2 separate regions of the Homo sapiens genome follow, and region 1 is linked to region 2. A link is a contact called in ENCODE Hi-C or POLR2A ChIA-PET data. All regions are on one chromosome and are shown on one strand. The core of a region is the stretch at or near the end of the contact, and the rest is flanking DNA. Distances in the headings are between cores, read along the strand shown.

Region 1 (2,700 bases), core at 176-2,675, 41 kb after region 2:
TGTTGGCAGAGCAGCCATTCCCGATCTTTTCCCTCTCCCCACCCCAGTACTCCAGCTGCCCAGAGCTGGGGAGTGGGGGATGAGTCTGGAGGGCACCTCTGTACCCATCCTTCCTGGCACCCAGTCATGCGCCCCCCACACACAACGAGGGGTAGATGTGCAAGACTCCAGAGCTACCCGAGGCAAAGCAAGCAAATGGGATTCAATTCGTATGGGATTCAGTTCGCCCTGGAGTTTTATCTGCGGGCATTTCCTATGATAATCACTCTCTGGGCCGACTCCCACAGAGAAGGCAGGGGAGCGGCAGGAAGGAATGCGGAGCCTTCCTGACAGATTCCAGGCGCTCCATAGTGTGCCCGGACTGGGAGCAAGGAACATCTCCAAGGCCTCTCATCGCGAATTTGTCCCGGCCAAGCCCCTCAGATTCACGTCCTTTCAGACATCAAACGCCTGGGCCTTTACAAAAACCTGCTTCCGCGCCCCCGGCCGCGAACCTCTGCTGCACTCGCCCGCTGCGCTCTCTGAAGGCCGCCTTTCTAAGCCAGCGCGCGTCTCCAGCCTTGGCCTGGGCTCCTGCTCGCCTAAGGAACCAAAGACAGTCTCCAAGCTAGGAGGTTCTGGCACCCCAGCCAGGGCTCCCGCCCCACCACGAGCCCGGGCGGACCTGGAGCACCGGTGGCCGCTGGTACGCCTGGGGCGAGCCGGTGAGGGTAGCCCGAGGCCCGGAGAGGTCTTTAAGCATCGCGGGTCCGCCTCCCTCCCTCTCGAGCCCTCTTTGTTTTCCAAATACTCTAACGCTGACGTCACCGGGCTGGACAGCAGGCTGCATTCTTTCTAAGTGAGGGCCAATTCGTGGCTCCAGAGAGGATTTTCCAAGGAAGACAAAGAGGAATTCTTGGACTAGTTGGGGGCAAAGGCACCTGTAACCCCCACCTAACCAAATCAGCCCGCAGGACCCTGCAACTTGAGCTCCAAGCGGCGCCTCCATCCCTGTCCCCCGCCACCCCCACCCCCGCCGACCTGCAACCCGAAACACTGTGGCTGTTGTCTCCGGAGTCGGCCCTCTCCCCTCTCCCCCAGCCCCAAGAGACCCGCGCGTTTCTAGAGCCCCGCAAAGCCCAGCGCGCTGCGCTCCCTGGGCAGAGCGGCCCTTGCCAGGCACTGCGGCTGCCTCGAAAGGGCGCACTGCGCCCCGAGGACGCTCGATCCTCGAGGCTCCGACTCCCGGAAAAGGCCGGGTTGCGCCGAGACTCCAGCTTTGGCTGGGGCACGTTTCTGTGGCCTCGCGCGCTCTCCCGAGCGCCGAGCGGCCTTCCTTACCGCTGCGGCCCGAGGGTGCCCAGCGCAGTCAGACACCACAACCTCCGGCTCGGCCCAGCTCAGCTCGGCGGCGAAGATGTGTTCTCGGCCGTGGCGCCGACGCTCTGGCTGTTCGCGCCCCAGCGCGCAGCCCCAGGGTCGGCCCGCGCCGGAGGCGGCTGCTATGCCAGGAATGTGAGAGTTTCAGGTTCCCCCTCGGGATCAAAGCGAACCACAAATAACCTCTCAGCGCACCGCCCTCCTCCGCCCTCCGCCTTCTCCCGCTCCCTCCTCCCGGCCCCCGCCTTCCTCCGGGGAGGCGGCGCTGCTGGCCGAGCGCCGGCCCGGCCCCCGAGCTCCGTTCCTCCGCGCCCAGCGCCCTCCAGGCCGCGGTGTGTCCGCCCCTGCCCCATGCTTTGCCTTCGGAGCTGCTGGAGACAATTTAATCCAACTCTGCCCATTATCGCCTCCACTCCCAGTCGCCGACCCGCTCTCACCCTTCATCCCTAAACCCATCGACGGGACGACAGCAAGGGCTGTACCACGCGTGTCCTGGGGTTGCTGCGGGAGGGGACTCCGGCTGTGTGTGTGTGTGTGTGTGTGTGTGCGTGTGTGTGTACCGGGGGAGGTGGGAAAGGGAGGAGGGACTGCAAAGACATCCATATCCTCTGGGCTGGGACAGTGCCCCGGGCTAAGTGAATGCTTCCAGCCACAGAGCCTCTTTCCCCTAACCCCCGCTGTTTTCACCCCCAGCGGCAACCTTTGAATGCACTTTTGTTTACAAACACCTTCGCCAGCTATTTTACGACCGTCTCGACAGGAAGTGTGAATCTGGGTTGGAAAATCCGGTCAATTTGACCCACCTACCCAACTGAATCACCCGCCGCCAGGCGCTCTGTCCAGTTCTTCCCCAAGGTGATAATAGGCGCCCCTTTACGCAGAGTGCAAGGTGTGCCACCGCTGGCTTTTCGCCCAGTCATCCGATTCAGCCCTGCCAAGCACCCTCCAACGGAGTTCTGTTATCATCCCTGTGTTGTAAATGAGGACACCAGGGCTCAGAGAGCTTAAGCAGCGTGCCCAGAGTCACACACAGTGAGAACCAGGTAATCAACCACTGGGCTGCTTGGTTTCTCATTCTCAAAACCCCTCCCTGGCTATCAGAATCCAGGCTCCCTAGATGGACAGGGCAGACACTGGGAGCCCTCCTCTCTCCACTTACCCTGTCCTTGCTTTAGTCTCTTCTTTACCTCCCCCTACACCCCTGCCAGCCAGGGGCTTTCCCCTGTACCCACTTCTGTGGCTCCTGCATGGAATCCTCTCCTCTGCCCCCAGGACACTTCCACTGCTAGATGGAAACCCCTTCTTCAGAAAGCTCGCTCTGACACATGCTGTCCCCGTTCC
Region 2 (2,700 bases), core at 180-2,679:
TGGGCCCCTCTCAGGACCCTCCTTCATCCAGCCTGATAATTAAGAGTTTTGGGAAGGGGCCTGGGTATGAGGATTTAGAAAACTCCCCAGCTGATAAGGATACGAAGCTCCGTTTCAGATACATGGACCAGATTGGAAGTCTATTCTTCCAAATGTACCTACAGTGCTATCTCTCTGGGGAGGTGTGGGCATAGTCTCCTGCTTGGATTCATTCATTCGTTCATTCATTCCAGTGGAATTTTTGAGTTCTTGCCAGGTGCCATGCCCTGTTCTAGGCATTGGGTTGCAGACCCTGCCCTCCCGGGGCTCTCGCAAGACACCATTCCCATTCCCTGCAGCACTCCCGTTTCATTCTCATAAAAGTCCAAGGCCTTACAGTGAGCCAGTGACCAGGCTGGTACCCGCCCGACCTCCTCTCCCCCTACTCCCTTCTGCCCTGCTCTCCCCCTACTCCCTTCTGCCCTGCTCTCCCCCTACTCCCTTCTGCCCTGCTCTCCCCCTACTCCCTTCTGCCCTGCTCCAGCTGCCTGGCTCCTGCCTGTTCCTCCCACAGGCCTCTGCTAGTTGCTCCTTCTGGAATGCTCCCCACAGAGGTTGCCCCTGCTCACTCAGTTGAGAGCTACAACCTCCCGACTCCCCAGCAATGCTTTACTTGTTCTTAGGCTTCTGTTTCTCTAGCACTTAACACATTATTATTATTATTATTATTATTATTATTATTATTATTTTTAGATGGAGTCTCACTCTGTTGCCCCAGGTTGGAATACAGTGGCGCAATCTCGGCTCACTGCAACCTCTGCCTCCCGGGTTCAAGCGATTCTTCTGTGTCAGACCCCCTGAGTAGCTGGAATTACAGGCACGCGGCACCATGCCTATTTTTTTTTTTTTTTGTATTTTTAGTAGAGACGGGGTTTCACCATGTTGGCCAGGCTGGTCTCGAACTCCTGATCTGATGATCCGCCCATCTCAGCCTCCCAAAGTGCTGAGATTATAGGTGTGAGCCACTGCGCCCGGCCACACTTATCCCCTTTTACATGCTCTGTCATTTTGAGATTTATGAGTCAATTGTTTGCTGTCCTCTACCTCCCCCACCAATCCTCTGGAATGGAAGCCCCTGGACGACAGGGTCTTTGCTTTGATAATGGATGTAGTGCAAGCATCTAGAATAGTGGGTGCTCAATAAATATTTGTTGAATGAATTAAACAAATAATAACACAGGTAAGTGTAAAATTACACCTGTGGGAAGTGCTGGCTACAGAGAATGAGTAAAATTAACTGAGCTCCTCCCAGCTCATCAACTCTATAATTTTTACTTTTGTTTTTCTTTGAAACATCATTCTGTGTTTACAATTATCCAGTGTGGCCAAGACCATTCCATTCTATTTTTGCGATCACTGTGCTTTTCCCACGGCCCTGGCCTCAGGAAAAGAGACTGTGTTGAAGTCGGAGGAGCAGGCTTTAGGGAGCCCGCAGCCCAGGGCTCTCTGGCATCCCCGAGTGAGGCCAGCAGGGGAGGATTGGTGGCCAGTCACGTATTCAGTCAGCACGAGACACTGAGCCTGTTCAGAAGGCTGAGATAATGGGATTTCAGAACAATTGTAAAAATACCTAACATGCCAGCAGGGAGTTAAACAGCAGATTCACAAGATTCTGAGGCTTTTGACCCTTCATGGAAGCCAAGGGAGACAGAATTCCAAGAGCATGTTACAGCATGTTAGGTATTTGGAGGGGGCAGTGCTTGTCATGGGCTGATCACAGCGACCCCATCCCCAGGATCCCAGCAGGGATAGGAAAAGTCACCACTCTGAGGCCAAGGACAACCATATCACAGAATTAGCCCATCAAAGAAAAGATGTGTCAGTAAGAGCCCTGAAGGAAGCCAGTCCTGTCCCAGCCCGGCCCAGAAGGCAGAGATAACAGCAGCCTTAGCCCAGCCATCTGGATCCCTCACAGTCCCAAGGATGGGGTAGGGGCGGCAGATTATTGTGGTCTAATGCTGACAGTCAGGCCCCTTTCTTCTGTCTCCACACTCTCCTCCAGGCAACTTTTGGCATCTGCCTATTGGGAGTGAAATGAGCATCCAGTATCCTGGTCTGGGTAACCCTGAGGGTTAGTCTCTGGTTTGGCTGAACGTGTCCCTTTCCCAAAAACCAGGGATGGGCTCCAGGAAAGCTGGGATGGAGAGCAGACTGCACTAAGGAAAGAGTGCCATCCTGTGTTCTCTGGAGTAGGGGGGCACCTGCCAGCATTTTCCTGATGCCCCAGCCACTGCTTTGTGCCCCAGAGGCACCACCCTTCTTTAAAGGCACTGGGGACAGTCCCTGGTGAGCAGAAAGGTGGTGGCCACAGATGGCTTAGCTGAGGAGCCTGCAGTGAGCACAGGAACAATGGAAAGAGCCTGGTGCAAGGTTCTCAGCGAGGACAATGTGAGGTTGTCCACAGGAGTTTGCAGGGAAGCAGAGATGACAGAGATGCCAGGCCAAGGAGGCTGCGGGAAGGGTGGCCAAGGCAGGAGGTGGCATGGGCTGTGTCAGAGCTGGCACATTGCAGCAGGAGTGAATTGAGCTCACAGGGAGGAAGAAATGCCTGGAATCCCTTCTGCTGGCAGTGAATCCAGGCTAGAATTGTTTGTGAATTTGATTTAGTCATCCCTGTCTCAAGTACCTTCTATGGTTCTGATAGCTCCAGATTCCAGTCCA

Evidence for each region. Hi-C counts contacts between places; a loop is a spot of excess contacts on that map. ChIA-PET counts read pairs that join two places held with the same protein, here RNA polymerase II (POLR2A). Pooled maps may share reads with other maps.
Region 1: a map of PC-9 shows a loop between it and region 2 (4-fold over the local background). The contact joins the promoter of AMOTL2 here to the enhancer-like site in region 2. A Hi-C loop is called at or near these places in 12 of 168 maps with a recorded cell type or tissue (A673, Caco-2, MCF 10A and 8 more) and 8 of 50 pooled maps. POLR2A ChIA-PET finds 5 or more read pairs at or near these places in 23 of 52 experiments (A549, A673, AG04449 and 18 more).

The regions. Positions count from the first base shown.
Region 1 is chr3:134,373,022-134,375,721 of GRCh38, forward strand. AMOTL2 (angiomotin like 2) reads right to left here and starts at 1,426. Exons shown (of 10, transcript NM_016201.4): 1 at 1,321-1,426. RefSeq lists enhancers at 686-1,485, 1,486-2,285, 2,286-2,700.
Region 2 is chr3:134,332,167-134,334,866 of GRCh38, forward strand. No RefSeq gene overlaps it. Among named protein-coding and RNA genes, the nearest start is that of LINC02004, 20 kb to the left of the region's middle. RefSeq lists enhancers at 1,306-2,158, 2,159-2,700. Within about 2 kb of position 1,430, at least 9 of the 41 ENCODE cell types and tissues checked have a DNase peak (open chromatin) inside an H3K27ac peak, as active enhancers do; they include IMR-90, PC-9, right lobe of liver and 1 more, where a contact is called at or near this core.